Linked DNA regions of Homo sapiens: region 1 is linked to region 2. The links are chromatin loops, found by intact Hi-C in ENCODE. Cell type or tissue: heart left ventricle. All regions are shown on one strand. Links, peaks and the distances in the headings refer to the core of each region. The heading gives the core; the rest is flanking DNA. Region 1 overlaps GAREM1 (GRB2 associated regulator of MAPK1 subtype 1). Region 2 holds the start of GAREM1 (GRB2 associated regulator of MAPK1 subtype 1).

Region 1 (8,664 bases), core at 534-8,533, 120 kb before region 2:
TATTTAGCAAACAATAAATTGTTTTCATTTCTACTGTAGAAACAAACAACCAAGTGATGGCCTTCTGGTTTCAAAGTATACATGAAACCCAACTGGTCAAGCTTTTACATTTCTGGTCCACCATTAAGTTTTATGGCATATCAGGAATGTAAAGCATGATGTTTAAACAAAATTTCAATTTATTAGACAAATTCCTACTTTTGATAAATACAGTATGTTTTTAAATGGTATGCCCATTTTTAATTAGGAAGAGTACAAATACTGGCAAAATGTTATGTAGAAAAAGTTGACTTGAATTTTTCTAGGAACTTACTATTTCTTAGTCCTTTGGTTGAACTTCTGGTCCTTCTGATTCCTCAATTTCTAATTTTGTATGGTGTACTGGTGTATTTCCTAACATCAACTCTAAAAAGTCTAAAGTAGCCAATGATGCTATTTTGATGGAATTAGGAAGTAATTTTCATTCAATTGCGTTAAAACTAGAAATGAACACCCAGGCACCAGATGAAACACATCTGAGTGCCTTAGTCACATATCCTTTTAAATCATAATTATATGTTCACTTTCTTGGCTCTCCAATGGTTTTAAAAGGTTATCTTTAGATTTATTACTCATTAATCTGACTCAAATTTATCAGCAGAGAAGGCCTATGTAAAACTATTGATGCAAGCAGGAGAAAAATAATTACAGTTCTTGGCCCTAACTTAATTCAGATATAAACAATATATTAATAAAGGTTCAGACATTTTCCATGAAAAGCTTTAAAGTGCACATTCAAGGGCCTGTGTGAACTGAATGGGTTTCACACAGTTCAGCTAAGTTCCTGAGGACACACTTCATGTAGTTAAGTTTAACCAAGAGAAGTATGTGGATAATTACTTCTAGGATGATGCTACACACACAGTGTCCTGATAACCTGGTTAATAAATATTCTAAAAAATATACAGAAAAATGGAAAAGTAAATATCTCTCAAGCAATACCCTCTCTCTTTTTTTTTTTTTTACTTACACAGACAGAACACATCACTAAAACAATTATGTGAAAAGCCATCTTTTACACAGCATGACTTGATACCAAGGTTTAGGCCTGACCGGCTACCCTACTTTCAAATTCTCAGCATATTCTTTGAAAAGAATTATTAGTTTCCATGCCATAGAGAAATGCCTGTGTAAAGTAATTTTTTCTTCAGCATAGGTACACAACTGTTGATAGATATAAGGAATTACATGAATCTGAAAGACATTTTTGGTACAAATGTCCCAATTTAAATGAAAGAATAATAAAAATTAAAATGATTACAAAGTACTTTTAGAGCCAAAAATTCTCAGTGTTAAAACAAACCAAACATCCTTTCTTTCTCTTCACCTCCAAACCCAAACAAAGGCATTCTGAGCCACTACAGGATACACCATTATCAGAAAACAGGCAGCCACCCATTTACAAACATATGGTATTCCAAAAGTTCATTTATTAGTCAGTTCTGCAAAATTTTAATATTTTCCCAGGGAAACAAGAATAAAATTTGAGGTTAAGTTGTCAGATCAGCCCACAAAACTGGATTTAAAACACAGTACTAAGACAAGGCCAGGAGTAACTCAGAACACTGGGGAAAATGCATCCCGTGGCCAGCGACACCTGGGGCGGCAAGAGCATCCTGCCTCGCTGGCCTGAGCAGGGAATCCTGTTCCTTTCATTGTAAGCTCAGAATCTTTTCACAGTCACTCCTGGGGATTTGTGGGGTGTGGATGCCATGAGAGGGGATGGAGAGTAGCCTATAAGAGGGCCACAGTTTTGGGAGGTGAGGGACAGAGCCAAGGGCTTGGGGATGACAAATGAAACGGGAACTTGGGAGGAGGTGGATGAGGGTAATGAATTGAGATAAAGTGGAACAGAAAGAGGGGACAGGGGGTTTAGGGTAGGCCAGTGAGGACTTTTCCCTCATTTCTCTGATTTACCTTTTCTTTCCTCAGGACCAGATTAAGAAGATCACAGCTGGGAACACCTGTGATCACACCTGTGAAGACCACACCTGTGATTATGAGAGAAGGAAAGAATCTCCATGGAAGAAGGGTTTAAGGAGGATGGGGCTAGAGGGGAGAGAATTCTGGGCTGATTCAGAGTCTGTAGAAGAGGAAACTCCCCAGCTGTGGCCATGGGACAGAGGAGTTCTCAATGCCTCCCTTCTAGAACTAGTACTAATATGGAAGTGGCATAAACAGATAACACAACAGACATAAAATATAAACAACAAAGGAGTCAATTTTTTATTAATGAGAGGCCAACTCATACAATCTTTCAATTACAAATTTCCATACCCTGATTACATGGTTAGCAGACTGAATTTTTAGATAAGTCAGACGTTAACAGATAAGTAAGTTATGTGATTTTCTATTTAGAATGAGAACCTATATCTTTTATCACTGACCTTAGTCCATTTTTGTTACATTAATATTTTTAAATGTCCACACATAAAGAAATGTACAAAAGTTCTAATCAGACGATAACAAAGTCAGAAACATATTTTTCAACAAATATCTTTTGAGGGCATATTGTGGGCCATGTGTTTTCTGAGCATAGGGGACACAGTAGTATGGCCTCCAAGTTCTCGATCCTACTTTTATTTCTTAGCAACAATACTTCCATCTGAACAAGGCAGCTACTCAATGTCTAGCTGGCCTCTCAGACCACTGTTTACTTACCTAATAGCTATTTTGTTAATGTACAGCCAGCTTTTAACCTTAGCCCAACTATAAGGGTTAAAATAATTTGTCACACTTTTATAAGTCCTCAAGTAACTGGCCTAAAGTATTGAATTTCTTGCTTTAACTATAATAGGGCCTTCTTTACCTATGGGCTTTGACTTCTGAGTTACATTAGGTAAAAGTACATTAAAAATAACTTAAAGTTTACCAACAGATGAAGAATAAGGAGACAAAGATGAGTCATAAAAGGAGAAAATGGCTAATCATTTTGACTTCATTACAATCATACCACCACTGGCAGGTGAATTCTAAGGTGTTTCATGAAATAATTCTATGCTGTTCTACAAGTATATGGAAATACTAGAAAGTTGAACCTGGGCCTTTATGATTTAGAATTGATAGAAATCTGGGGAAGACTTAATAGGAAGAAGGAGAAGAGAAGGAAGGGAAAGGAAGAGAAGGGAGAACTAAAATGCTCAAAGTCAAGAAAACAAGGTTTTGTCCTTAGATTATAAAATCTCTGAACAAGTTGATTAATTAGAAATAGATGATTACAAATAAAAGATGCCCTATTGGTATATGTTAAGAAATGAATTGATGAGTATTAGTAAAACCAAAGGAACCACAGATAACATACATAAATAATTTTGAAAATCTAAACTGACAAATTCATGAGCATTACAAGGTAGCAGCAAATATAAAAGAATACTTTAGTACCAGAGGTTGTGGTTTATCTGTTCCTCATTTATATTTTATATCATACGCAAAACAAAATTAGGAAAGGATTATGTGAAAGAAGTTCATAGCTTTTGTGTACACTTCTAAACATTAATAATAACTTAGTTTGAAAGTATGAACGCATCATACTTTCAAGATAGAGTTGCCAACTTTAAGACAACTGTATTATATAATATATTGGATTTCAGTGCCAAAAAGAGTGTCTGGCACATAGGTCAATAAATCTTTGTTACTTGACTGAATACATGTTAAGAGAAAGGGGAGATAGGCTATGGTTAGAACTGGAGTTTTCATCAGAAGAGTCCAAAATTAACTCCAAATGCCACCAGCACTCCCAGATGAGTGTTTCTTTTTCATCTATGATACAAATTTAAAATTTGAACAACACATTGAAGCTAGGAGAGAAACAAGCTACAATCCCCCTCTCTAAAACTTCTCCGCAAAAGCAAAATTGAATATTCTGATCATCCAGAATGGGCTAGAAGAGACGGCAGAGACAGTGGGGTCAACTCCCTCCACTGGCTAAACATGGCCCGGGGAGGAAAAGCGGTGTGGCTGAGGTCATGAAGCAGAGCAGTCACTGGAATTCCAGTCCTCTGATCTCCAGTGTTTCTGTTCTTTATTGACTGTTTAAATGAATGTTTTGTAAGAAACCAGAAGACACAGGCAAATAAGTGAAGAGGGAGTGTCAGAAGCAGTGACGGTATTTGCCTGATGGTAAATTTACCATGGAGACCACTGTGTCAGTGAACTCTGTTCCAGAAAATTCCATATACAAAATTATCTCTACAGGTGATGAAAAGAATAAAAATTAGAAATGAGTGAGGAGGAGAGATTAACAGCTGTGTACCTATGCCGAAGAAAAAATTACTTTTCACAGGCATTTCTCTATAGCATGGAAACTAATATTTTAATCCATCTTTTCAAAGAATGTGCTGAGAATTTGAAAGTAGGGTAGCTGGTCAGGCCTAAACTATGGTATCAAGATGGAAGAAAAAAAATTTTTTTAAAGTCTTGTGATCATTATAGATATTGAAGAACTTGTGTCTAATTATGGTATTCTTTTTCCACATCTATCTAGGAGTTTCAAAATTTTACAAATCTACATCTAATTCCTATTTAAAAAACAACTCACAAAGCAAGAGGCCTATGGTGAATAATGAAGTAATGCTGCCTAGAACCCTATCTATGGATAAATAAAATTTTATTTTGTGAAAGGTTTTTTGCATATTTGGAGTCGATGCATTTTTACACATGACTATTTTATCTAGATTTCTATTTATGATATTCATAAATTTTACTTAAGGAATCAAGAGTAGAGAGAAAAGTGGTCAAAATACTAATTTTACACTCATGTTTCAGAGCTTTATGCTCAATGTTTCATCACTAAAAAGAGTGAAACAAAAATCAGACATACTAGAAGTTTATTTCATTTTTATCTTTTTAAGTAATGACAATTAAAAATTACCAATTTCAGTCTGCTGTTTATAAATACGGGGGAACTTGGACTTTTTTCTAGTACCTTGACACCATTACATTTTATATAAATTCACAGAAAGAACAAGAGTATGTTGACAGGTGAAAAACATTCTATAAAAGAAATGGAAGATTTTTAAGCAAATGGATGTAATCAAAAGGTTATAAGCCCACCAAACCGAACTATTTAGGTCAATACAATCATTGGACAAAAAAGAATGCACAGTACAGTTGAACAGGAAAATTCCATATACAGTTATTAGAGAAGGCTTATTTTAGAAAACTAATTTATCTACAAGTGTTCTTGGTTGCTATGAGCAACATTTTTCAACCACATTCTATTGCCTAAATCAGGTCACGATTACCTCCTAAATGGACTTTGCCATTCTAGAGAAGCAGTTTTTCTTTCATTCAGGATTTCTAAGGAAACAGCTTTCATCTTAGGCAACTAAACATCTGGCTTCTTGGTTTGTTTTAAGGAGCAAAATGAGAAAGGAATGAATCACCATGAAGCAGGTCAGGTTAGCATTTTTTTCCCATTTCTAAAAAAGTTAAAGTCTCCAAAAACTTTTCCTTGAGAAAATGAGTAATTCAAAATGCACTGATAATTATATACCAGGAATATTTGAATATGTCTAATGACCAGTCACTCCATGTTTGTTTTCTGAACTCTTACATACAACTCCACAAAGTAAAAACACCCAGGAGGAAAAGGAGTGAAATTATTCACATTTTACTGCTATGCTTTTTGACTTTCGCTATCACAAAGACAAACAAATATCATTTTTTAGCTCCTCTCTTTGATTCTTAGAACAAATTCTTTGATATATCCCTCTCCTATTTAATGACCCAATAGGTTAATTATTTATTATTCTGCTCCTCTGTCCATTAACACCTGTTTAATGTCCTAAATACATAATAATAACAAACTCAACAACTACTACTCCCATCACTATCATATATTGAAAACTTATTAGATGTCAGATACTGTACAAGTGTCTTATATATCATATATCCTTCAATCTCCCCTATGACATATGGTATTATCACACCAATTTTACAAGGTAGAAATCTGAGACTCAGTGGAATTAAGTCATTTGTCCCAGGCCACACAATGAACAAGAGAAATGGGATTCAAATCCACCTTAATCTGACAAATCCAAAAACCTTCAGTAAGTGTGAAAACTGTCTCCTAGGAGGACCATCATTATGATGATATTTGAAGATCCAGGACTTCAAGTTCTGCTGTTTAACCGCCACCCTCCACCCCCAACCATGGCAATCAATGGCTTTCCATTGTATGTATAATTTTAAAATGAAAATCCCTAATGGAGGTTTTGGTCCTAGCTTCTCTGGCCCCACAGCCTTCGTAGCACAATCCCGTGCTACTCTGCCCCTTCCTTTCTGAGAGTAGGGACACAGAGGCTCTCTGGATTCCTTTCGTACAAAGAACTTGTTCTTGTTTCATATCCTTCACACACTCCGTTCCCTGTACTTGCAATACTACCTCCTTACTTGTTACTCAGGTTTCGGCTTACAAGTCATTCCGCAAAAAGGTTTGCCTTGGCCAGGCACAGCGGTTCATGCCTGTAATCCCAACACTCTGGGAGGCCGAAGCAGGAGGATCACTTGAGCCCAGGAGTTCAAGACCAGCATGGGCAACACAGCGAGACCCTGTCTCAATTAAAAATAAATAAATTTTTTAAAAAAGGTTTGCCTGAACTCAACCTCAAGTAGCTTCTCCTTTTAAACTCTCAAGACACCTGGAACTTTTCACGTGCTACCTTTATCTCAATGTGCAAGTGCTTAGCCTCTCACTCTCTCTGGACCGTGAGCTCTCCAATGACAGAGACACTTGATTTGTGTTCAGCCCTCTATCTCTGCTGTCTAGCACAGTGATGGGCACAGGACCCGAAGGGATAGCAAAAGCCATTACAGACTGGGAAGAAGGAAGGCTCTGATTGTTGCATCAGCTCTTCCTAGCACTCCCAGGCATGCCTGAGTTAATGTTACTTGCATTGGAGCTTTCATCCTTTATAAAACTGTTTTATCCTTTATAAACTTTCATCCTTTATAAAACTGTTTTATCCAAAATGCAAAACAGGAAAAGAAAAAATTTTATCTAAGACAAATGCTTCCTTATACTAAACATAGCTATACAGCTATCTCTGGAACACTGCAATTATAAATAATTGTAATGAATAAATAAGTTATAACTATAAATAACTTAAGAAAAACAGCAGAACACACATACCCGAATTAGTGGTGCCTTGAATTCTATTACATCATGTGGGCAGGGGGCTGTGCAATGACTACTCATACACTATTGTTACTCTAGATATTTCTAAGGTTCCTCTTTGGTAACTGCCTTTAAAATTACTTTACTAACCAAACAAGAAAACCTGCCTCCTCACTTCAGGGTGACAAGCTATTACCCCTTAGTTAGCACCGTCTATCCCCTCCCTCTCTCTATGTGACTTACTCAGCTGAGCCCACCCCCCACCCCGAGTAAGCTTCAATGACATCCCACCCCACACGGAGGCTTTCACAGGGGACCCTTTCGGAGAGCACACCCGGCTTGTGTGCTTCCCATGACGCCTTCCCCATCTCACAGGTGGGACTCCCAGTCTGCCATGCAGTGACCAATGAGATATGCCCCCTGCAGGGGAAGGGAACTGCCTGCAGGGGACATAGCTCATTACAGGAGGTCAAGTGAGGGCTTCAGGTTGTCAAAAGGGGCCAGATTTTAGTTCTCTCTGTGTACTCATTCACCGGGGTCTCCTCACACCTCAGGGCCACCACAGACTTCCCAATCTGGACAACGATCTAAGCTTCTTCCTCTCCCCCAAAAGGGTGCTGCAAGCTTAGCTCTCCACTTCTCTGTTGTGAAGTATTGATATTCTTTCCTGTGAAAACCATTTCCCTCAGTACATAATTAATTAGAATTAAAAATAACCTTTTCCCACACCAAATGTCTTCCTTAAAAGGACACAGAATTAACCCATAGAAGCCACCGTAACAACTTTCTACGGTATCATGCAATACATGACTTCCAAATTCCCTCGTGAGGGAATGTCGGTTTACGTCAATCCTGGTGGCCTTATCAATATGTGAGTGGTGAAAACAGCAGGCCACTAGGAGGTCAGGGTCAAAGGAAGTAGTAGCAACCTCACTCAGGCTAGAATCCAAACAATGTATCTATTAGAAGCAGGCCTGGCTACATAATTTGCAGGGTTCTGTGCAAAACGAAAACGTGGGTTCTCTCTTGTGCCTAAATTATTAAGAATTTCAAAACGGCGACAGCAGAGTATTAAACCAAGTGCTGGGTCCTGTTCACTGCACGGGATGCTCACCTGTGAACCCACACCTCACTGGAAGAACCCGTCAGCCATCCTCAGCTGTGCAGTTTACAACTCTCATACTGTGATATTTGTGTGCCATTTCAAAACTGTATGTGGTAGGTTTTGAAAAAAGCAAAAAACTATGCTGCCTGCTTTAGTTTTAAGTCAAACTAAAATATGCCCATGGTTTTAATAATCAGATGGTATTAAAAGGCTTATAATTAATAAAAGAAAACCAGCAGCCCATGCCCCATACCTCCCACCTGATTCCTTCTCCCTAGAGGTGTGTATTTCTAACTCTTGGAGCAGTTTCTGTTGATACTTGTCTCCATGTTTCTAAATATGAATGACTTGTATATCTTATCTACTGATTTTCCATTATGTAGGAAGCTTATCACACCGCATA
Region 2 (8,664 bases), core at 181-8,180:
AATGGAGTAAGAATTTAAAGAGATAAAGAAAAGGTGTAAAATGTTTAACTTTCAAAAGATTGATTCTTGAATCTCATGAATTTTTAAACAAATGATATTAGAAATCAAATATATATTTTACTAGAGTTTTTAGAATGATGTAATACTTTAAAATATGAATAGTTACAATATGCTGAGAAATTACATCCCCTGCAAGCATTTAAACTTAGAATGAAAAGTTTTAGCATTTAACTGAAAAATGTGCTTAGGGACAGAGTTTCACCAAATCTTTTAGGAGGCATAGAAGCAAAAAGGTTGTAAGAATGCTACTCTAACACAAGCCTTCAGGGTCTATCCAAGATGAAATGAGGAGGAGAGAGAAAATGAACAATTTCCCACCCATCCAGTTTTGAGTGAGGATGGTTGGGGGTGGAGGATTAGTATTTTCTCCATCCTCTCCTTGGTCCTAAGCACATTTGCTGAACCCAGTTCTAAAGTCAACAGTTTATAAGACTGATGATCAATCAGTTTAAATATCTGATCTTAATTGCACTGCTGACTGGGCTTAGACCTCAGCTGATGAGATACATCTCATCAAATCTCCCAAGGAGAATTGCTAGAGTACCTTTCTCTGGGTTCTCCAGAAAAACTTGTGGGGCAACATTTATAAAGGCTCAATTATTTTGTATTTATCTTATCATACAAAGGCAAATTTCACCATCAAGGATGTAATATTGAACACATCTATCTACCTGGCACTTCAGGAGTGGCATGTATAATGCAAAGAATTGGAGAGTTCTTTATATATTGTGTAGTGAATATTCATTCTAAGGATGGCAAATGTCCTGAAGAGTCATCTCAACAGACACATCTACGTTACTAGGCCCTCAAACCCCAATGTTTTTTTTCTCCTGTTCTGTAACCTCTTCTTCCCCACTGCCTCTTGCCTCTTTTCAGCCACTCCTTTGGCAAGCAGAAAGTTGTATGTATGATGGATGAGGCCAGCACTTAATTTGGTGTCTACACTGTTTTTAAAATATTGACTTTCCAGTCCTCAAGCTCTCAGAGAGACAGTGAACCTATTTAGAGCAGATGTCAGAACAACTTCAACCCTTCTCTCCTTTAGTACCAGGAGGTAGCCCAGTTTGAGATAAGAGGTCAGTCTTCAGAGTCAGAAGGTTGGCTGGAAATTCCACTCCACCATTTACTAGGTACGAGTCTTCAGGCAAGTCAATTTTTCTGAATCTTAGGTTCCTGAAGTTCTTAAAAATTGTGTTGCTGAGGATTTGAGACAATACATATTATGCATCTAGAAATGTACCAGCCCATAGTAGGCTTCTGATAATCAATAGTTGTGAAATTAGATTTTTTAATGTTCTTTAAAAATTATTTAAAATTAGCCAATCATTTCCTCTTGGCATAATGTCAACTAGTGGCATGTTTTTCAATTTTGTTCTAGTCTCTTTAAAAACAAGTGATTTGAAAAATGACTATCTTTCATGTCTAAGTATAGGGTGGGCGTGTGCAGATGTAAAATGTACCTGCAGTACTAAAACTGGGGAAAAGGCAAACACAGGATGAGGACAACACAAAACTTAAGATTTCACCTATAACATTTATAAATATACCAGCATGTCCTCAACCTGTCCTAAACTGTGTGAAACATGTTTAAAAACATGCAAAGAATCTATGATTGACTCTTTTAAAGTCTACCCAAATTAAACTGCTATAACAACACTTTCCCCAATCAAATTAGAAGAGAATTTTTTGGTAAATACTTAATATTTTCAGGATGTGGGCAGACTGATACTATCACAATGCTCACGTTGGTGTAAACGAGGATTTCCTTTAGTCTCTAAAGCAATTTGACAATGTGTATCAAGGATTTTAATAGGACTGACATGCTTGTTCAGCAAAGTAGAAATACATTCTAACCAAAAAACTCCCAGATGTATGTACAACAGTATTCATTACATCACAATTTTTAATAGCACAAAATAATACAGCTTAATAATGTCCACAATAGGGGATGAAATTACTTGGCATAGCTTAGCCCATGGACTCTTTGGCAGCTATTAAAAATCATGTTGACAAAAATATTTAAATGAGATGGGATTGTTAAGTGAAAGAAGCAAGGTATAAAGCAGTATCTGGCAATGATTCCAAATTTGTATGTGCCACTATGATTCTCAAGCGGCAATAAGGAAATAAGAGAAATTTACAATGAAGAATTGGAATTACATATAGTGATCAAAATCCATTCCACAGCTTGAAAGGACACAGTGTTAAGACTTGCTACCCACGTCCTCATTTTAGAAAGAAGTGTGGGATGAGTACACTGCTGATTCAGATCCTTTTTATGAATGGCAGGGATAGAAAAGTGGGAAATAAAACTGAAAGTCATGTCGGAAAGTGAGATATTCCACCCCTTTAAACTTTCAGTTTAATGAAGCTTTTGAGTGGCTTTTACACCACATGCAGCAATGCTCTCTGCCTAGCTAGCAAATGTGGCAGTGTGCAGAGATGAGAGAAGGTAGGAAAAGGTAAGGACTCACAATCTGCCAATATACACAATTTTGGAGGAGGAAATGAAACGCTGTGAATACAAACACACACACCAGTTCAGGTCTGCAGATGCTATTTAAAGCACACAACATTTTCCCACCCCCACTCGAAGCAGAAACGCCTCAACACACCACCTGTGCGTCCCCCCCCCCCGCCCCCACCCCACCGCTTCAACAGCTACTGTGATCTGCACTTCATTACTAGTTTTAAAACTTCCAGCTTATTCCCAATGCACCCTACTACTACCAACAATCAAACGAGGATAGCAAGCAAGCCAAGATTGTTTTCCAGCCTTCACGAACTTTCCTGCATCTATTTTTCACATCAGATATACAAATGTCTAATCAAACCCCACAGATAAGAAACAGAATAAAAACTCCTTTGTGTATGTATACATCTCACGTTACCCACTCTTCTACCCCAGGAAACAAGGAGTAACCCTAGTGCCTGTGACTCGAAATGACATCTTTCTGCTTAGTGTTCTTCTGACCTGGCCTGTGTAGTCACAGCTCTGCCTGCCTGCCAGCCTGGGCCCGTGTACTTCCACAGCTGCCCCACAGCAGGGCAGGCTTCTTTCTGCAAACAGTCTAAAATCGCATGACGCCAAAGCCCACTGAAGTTATGATGAAAACAAGAGAAGACCAAACACACCTAAATTGCCACCTTACGTGTCATCACTCTCCAACTGAAAGGTGTCTACTTGCTTGACAGTATGCGCAACTATGTGTTTGCAGCTGTCACACCGCAGAATAAACAGTTGGAGGAAGGAGTTGGGTGGGTTTCTGGTGGTCAGTTTCAGGAAATACACCCTTCTTAGTTCTGAGCTCAGGTTCCGAATCAATACGTTTTGGAGACTTATTTTTTTTTCCAGACTGGAAATGCGCTAAACCTAATAGTTAACCTTAAGCATGCCATCACTTCTGCTGAAAACATTTTCTACACACAGCCCCAAATTACTTTCAGTTGGGTTAAACAAAACAGACAAGCTGTAATACAAGGTCTCTGAGAAATGTGATCCTTTTCAATGGTCACCCAGGAGCTTTTCCTTTAAATCTGTTTGGCGGGGGATGGGGGAGATAGGGAGGAGAGCACCCAAATTAAGATGCCACCCGGAGCACAATGATATTCTCAAGAAAGTTGCCTAAGATAACTCTTCAGGGTTTCCCTGGTTGAGTAATTCTTGCAGGAGGGTGGGGAGGGATATCTGGCGTCCAAGATTACGATCTGCAGAGGTCTCCCTATGTTGACTTTTTTTTTAGGGCGTCCTTTTTAATTATACTGCAAGGACTCTGATTTCCACCTCCTTGTCTGCTGCTGGGGGGAGTTGAGAGCAACGCGCCAGGGCTGCGGCAGCCGCTCGGGCCAACTCCGGCGCTCAGGGGCGGGCAGCCCACTCCCCGCGGGTCCCACCCTCTCCAGCACACGCGCGCACACCCGCGTGGAGACGGCTGTCCTCGCCCGTCTGCCCCGCGCCCCAGCTGGGACTCACCGTTGTCCAGGCGCGCGATCTGGGGCAGCCGGTAAGTGCTGACCAGGAGGTCGAGCGGCACGGCCACCGAGCTCCACTTCACATCCTTGAGGCTGCAGCCCAGCGAGGGCGCCGGGTCCATCTTCCCCGAAGCCTCCTGTCCCGCGCTCCCCCGCCGCCGCCACCGGCACCACCCGCGCCTCGGCGGCCGCCGCTGCTCGCGCTCGCGGTCTGGGGCGCGCGGGAGGCGCCGGGCAGCTCCGGCCGCGGGCAGCCGGGGGGGCGCGGCGACTGGGGCGGCCCGGAGGGAGGGGGCCGGCGCCCGGCTCAGCTGCCGCTGCGGGGCATGGCTGGGGCGCCCCGCGTGCCCTCACGCCCGGAGAAGACTCAGAGCAGCCGCGCGGCTGCGGGCGGCGGCGGCGGCCCGGGTGGCTGCGGCGGCTCCCGCTCCGCCTCCTCCTCTGGCCCTGGGTCTGCAGCTGCGGCGGCCGCCCGCTCGCCTCCTCCTCCTCTTACCCCTCCTTCCCTCCGCCTCGAGCGTGTGAGGAGGAGCCGCGGGTCTGAGAAACGCCATAGCAGCGCTCCCAGCACTGACTAATCAACAAGGTGCGAGCAACGCCTGCGCAGCTCTGGGAGACACCGCCTCCGCCTCCCAGGCGCCGCCCGCTCCGCCCCCAGCTCGGCCTCCGCCTCCCGCAGCTCCCGCGGCCCGGCAGGCTCGCGTCAGCTCCCCGGCCGGGGCCGCCAGCGCCCGCGGCTCGGCGCGCTCCGCAAGCTTTAGCTCTCGCTCCCCCGTCCGACCACTCGGGCGCCCTGCAGTCTCGCCGGGTGCTGCTGCGCGCCCCGGCTCCTTCCCCGCCCAGGCCCGTCCCCGGAGCCCGGGAATTGCCGAGCGAGCTCAGGTATCGCTCCCTGAGTCGTGGTGTCGGGCACCGTCCGCCTCCACTCCCATCCTGGCAATGCGGTGGCTAAATACAAGGCACAAAAGATACCTTTAGTGGCGCTCCCTCTTGCTTCCCGGTGACCCAGACTTTGGTCAGAAGAGTACCACAGCCCAACGGGGCTGCGGACGGCAGGCGTGGAGCACGCCTTGGCGTTTCCCCTCAACCCTACTCCTCTACCATCGGAGCTGGAAATGACTCCCAACAGTCTCAGCTTTGGCTACTAGATAAGATAAAAAGGGCAAAGCACCGAAAAGCGGAAAGGTGGTGGGTGATGAGTACCCACATACAGGAAGGTGGCCATTCGGTCTAGGACCTTCACTGAGTGAACGAGCTGCTGGAGGCGACGGGAGTTGATGAGGCCACCAAACACCGTAGACACGGAGATGGGAAGGGAAAACTAGGTTACTGGGAGGCTGCTGGGGTCAGCTGTTCTCACCCGCTTTTCCCATTCAGTTCTCTTCTCATCTTAAAGGTTGGGATCATTCTCGTTTTCTAGGTATATGTACCAAGACATTAGGTAGTTTGGCAAGATTTTATAACTCGTAGATGGCCGTGCTGGGATTCAAACCTACAGTTTGCTTTGCATGATCAATCATTCTCTGTCTCTCCCGATGTTTGACACGGCCTGCTCACTGTGGACAGAGCTCAGAATATAAAGGTGGCATGTCCTGCCTTGTATGCTAATCTGCTTTCTTTCTTTCTGTCTTTCTTTCTCTTTCTTTCGCTTGCTTAACATTTTGTTAAAATAGCAGAGGTGAGTGGTTGCTAAGGTTGCGTATCTGCTCTGTTTTCAACACGTATTCAATGTTCAGTGCTTGATAAGGTACAGCAAGTACCCGCTTCGCCAGCCCAAGGGGACTTGAAAACATCCCGCTGCCTTTTCGTGGCCTGGCTTAAAAGGTCTGTGCTAATAAACCACTCCATTAACATTTGAAGAAAAACACAGATTCTTCTACACCCACCTTCCTGATCCTCTCACTTTGAAGCATTAGCGATAATTTTCACAAAATTCATCTGAAAGTTTTGACCTTTGGGTCATTCACATTGATTTTTTGAAAAAGTCTTGGAAAAAAGTGGGAAGTATTTTACTATAGAGTGTATGCAGAATCAGAAGTCCATAAAGTTCTAAGAATTGCTCACATAGAGTGTTTCGGCCGGGCGCGGTGGCTCACGCCTGTAATCCCAGCACTTTGGGAGGCCGAGGCGGGCGGATCACCTGAGGTCAGGAGTTTGAGACCAGCTTGGCCAACGTGGTGAAACCCCGTCTCCCGTCTCTACTAAAAATACAGAAAGTTAGCCGGGCGTGGGGGCAGGTGCCTGTAATCCCAGCTACTCAGGAGGCTGAGGCAGGAGAATCGCTTGAACCCGGGAGGCGGAGGTTGCAGTGAGCCGAGATCGTGCCATTGCACGCTGGCCTGGGCAACAAGAGCGAAACTCTGTCTGAAAAAAAAAAGTTTCAAAACTTTAAAGATTTAAGTGCCAGCTAATTTCTTTTTCTGAATAATTAATCACTTCTGGAAATAAAGCTCAGAATCCAAAAATGACATAGGAAACATCTAAGATTGGGCAGGGTCAAGGGTCTTTCAACCTGTAAGTAGATCCTAAACCCTTATATGGTAGGCTGATTTTTAAAAAAATGACTTTGTTACTTTTATATTCTCTTTAAAAGCTTCAGAGAATAAGAGAAGTAGTTTCCTCTCACAAAAGGACTGGTGACTTTTGACCTAAAGACAAGATAAAAAGTAAAAAGATTAATGTAATCAACTTTTTAAAAATCAATAAAGGACTTACATTAGATCTGTTATTGCTGACCTTGCAGAAAAGGTTTTATTTCAATCTTGAGTATTAAAAGGAAGAAATTTTAGTGAGCTGCAAATTCTTAGTAAGTTTCATGTCCTGGAAGAACTCTTACAGAAGGATTTTATTTGTGAGATGGAGAGTTTTGGTTAAACTGCCGAAAACAAAAACAAAAAGCAGTTGAGAGGGGTAATCTTTCAGTCTGGCTGAACTGTACTTCCAAACATGTTTCTTAAGGTTGTTGGAACAATGCAAACTGTGTATACAAAAGCATTACAACTTGGTGCAGGGGCAAAGCTTACAGGACTTTGAAGTTTATGAAAAGGAACATCCAAGAAAAGTTTTCTTTAAGGCAACAATTGATGCACTGGTCCCTTGTTCCTACTAAGTACCTTTACAAACTGAGATTTGTGAATTAAAATATCAGCTCCAGAGCCAGATGGCTTGGATTTGATTAGTGGCTCTGCTTCTATTTAATGTCATGGGAAACTTGCTGTTTCCTCCTCTGAAAAATGAAGATAATAATAGTACTCATCTCATAGGGTTGATATGAGAATTTAATCATTTAATATACATTTAGCATTTAGAATAGTGCCAGATGCATAGGAAGTGCTATGGAAGTATTAACATTTGCTATTATTATTAAAAACCATTGGCTTTAAAGGGCAAAATTTATAGAAAAGATGAAGAGATAAATGCTGACGATTTGAATAGATTTGAAAAATAAGAAATGATTAGATTTGGGAAAATAGTTATATCAGGCAAGGAGTAGAAGAACACTTTTTAAATGACAAACCTAGCTGGGGGACTTCATTGCAAATCTAGAGTCTGTGGGGTTAATTTATTCCACAGTGAACCCGCCTCCTACCCAGCAGACCCAGGCAGTGATCATGAAGACTCTGTATATGCTATTGATAAGCCCAAAGGTGAATCAGGTAAATGACACTACAGGACTCAAGTGACAGACACTTGCCAGCTTCCTAACTGTGAGTCTACTGTTTATACATGCATAACTTGTTAATTCTCTGCATTATCAGCTTTGCAAGATAAAAATATTACATATTGGTTTTCCTCATATCAGAGTGTCCTGGCTCACATAATATTCTAGCAGTCAAGTGCAATATCAAAGTTCACAGCCCTAGTGATTTTTTAGGTCTCCCCATTCTTTCCCCTTTCACTTAATTGCCATGTGATCCCCAGAGCTAACTTGAAAGACAGTCCCTAGCTAATGCTTTTTGCAGTATCTATATCGTCATTGTCTATGAAATTAAGTGTAGAGCCCTTGGCATGGCGTAGAAGGTTCTTCCCTTATGTGGCTGGGTCTGCCTCCCTAACCTCACTCCTGTTTGGCTACCTTCTAATACCCTATGATCTGGGGTAGCACCTGCTTGTAGTTGCCCAAATGTATCATGGTAATGCATACCCTTGTAGAGCTTGTTCTCTCAGCTTAGAATGCCTTTCTCCTTTTCTCTTACTGTGAAAACTTCATTCCAGCTCCAGCTTCCTGCATTCCATGAGCTGCTGTATCTCCTCCTCCAAGGAGATTCCTTTTTCTGTGTTACCATTGCACCTGCAATACCCTCTTTTGACTGTACTAGTTGCACTCTGATTAATTATCTTCCTATATTAGCTTTGCCTACTAGACAACAATTGACTGTGGACACAAAGAGTTTTTTTTTTTTTTTACCTCTGTTTTACCAGCTCCTATTACCATGCCTGGCACACAGCAAGTGCTCAATTAATGTTTGTTGAATTGAGTAATCAATGCACTGAGTCAACTTCTCACTCTATATTATTTTGTAGGTCACTGCAACTCCTTTTTTTCCCCAAGCCAAATGGTATACAGCTTTAAAATTTTATTTACTTTATTTTTTCATTTCATTTTTTATTTTATTTATTTATTTTTTTGAG

Evidence for each region. Hi-C counts contacts between places; a loop is a spot of excess contacts. Peaks named below come from ENCODE experiments on the same cell type or tissue, not always from the same donor. Only the 100,000 strongest peaks of a DNase experiment are listed, where the experiment ranks them.
Region 1: a loop joins it to region 2, with 2.0 times the contacts of the local background. A loop is called at or near these places in 13 of 110 quality-filtered maps.

What each region holds. Positions count from the first base shown.
Region 1 is chr18:32,350,713-32,359,376 of GRCh38, forward strand. The region is part of intron 2 of GAREM1 (GRB2 associated regulator of MAPK1 subtype 1); the gene reads right to left. Among named protein-coding and RNA genes, the nearest start is that of GAREM1, 120 kb to the right of the region's middle. In heart left ventricle, for the core only: no CTCF peak of the experiment used is centred there; no DNase peak of the experiment used is centred there; H3K27ac peaks cover 415 bases.
Region 2 is chr18:32,466,275-32,474,938 of GRCh38, forward strand. It overlaps GAREM1 (GRB2 associated regulator of MAPK1 subtype 1), which reads right to left and starts at 4,608. Exons shown (of 6, transcript NM_001242409.2): 1 at 4,034-4,608. The coding sequence starts at 4,154. RefSeq lists a silencer at 4,363-4,882. In heart left ventricle, for the core only: CTCF peaks have their summits at 3,090, 4,822 and 5,023; DNase peaks (open chromatin) are centred at 3,077, 4,017 and 4,707; H3K4me3 peaks cover 3,694 bases; H3K27ac peaks cover 1,353 bases; H3K27me3 peaks cover 588 bases.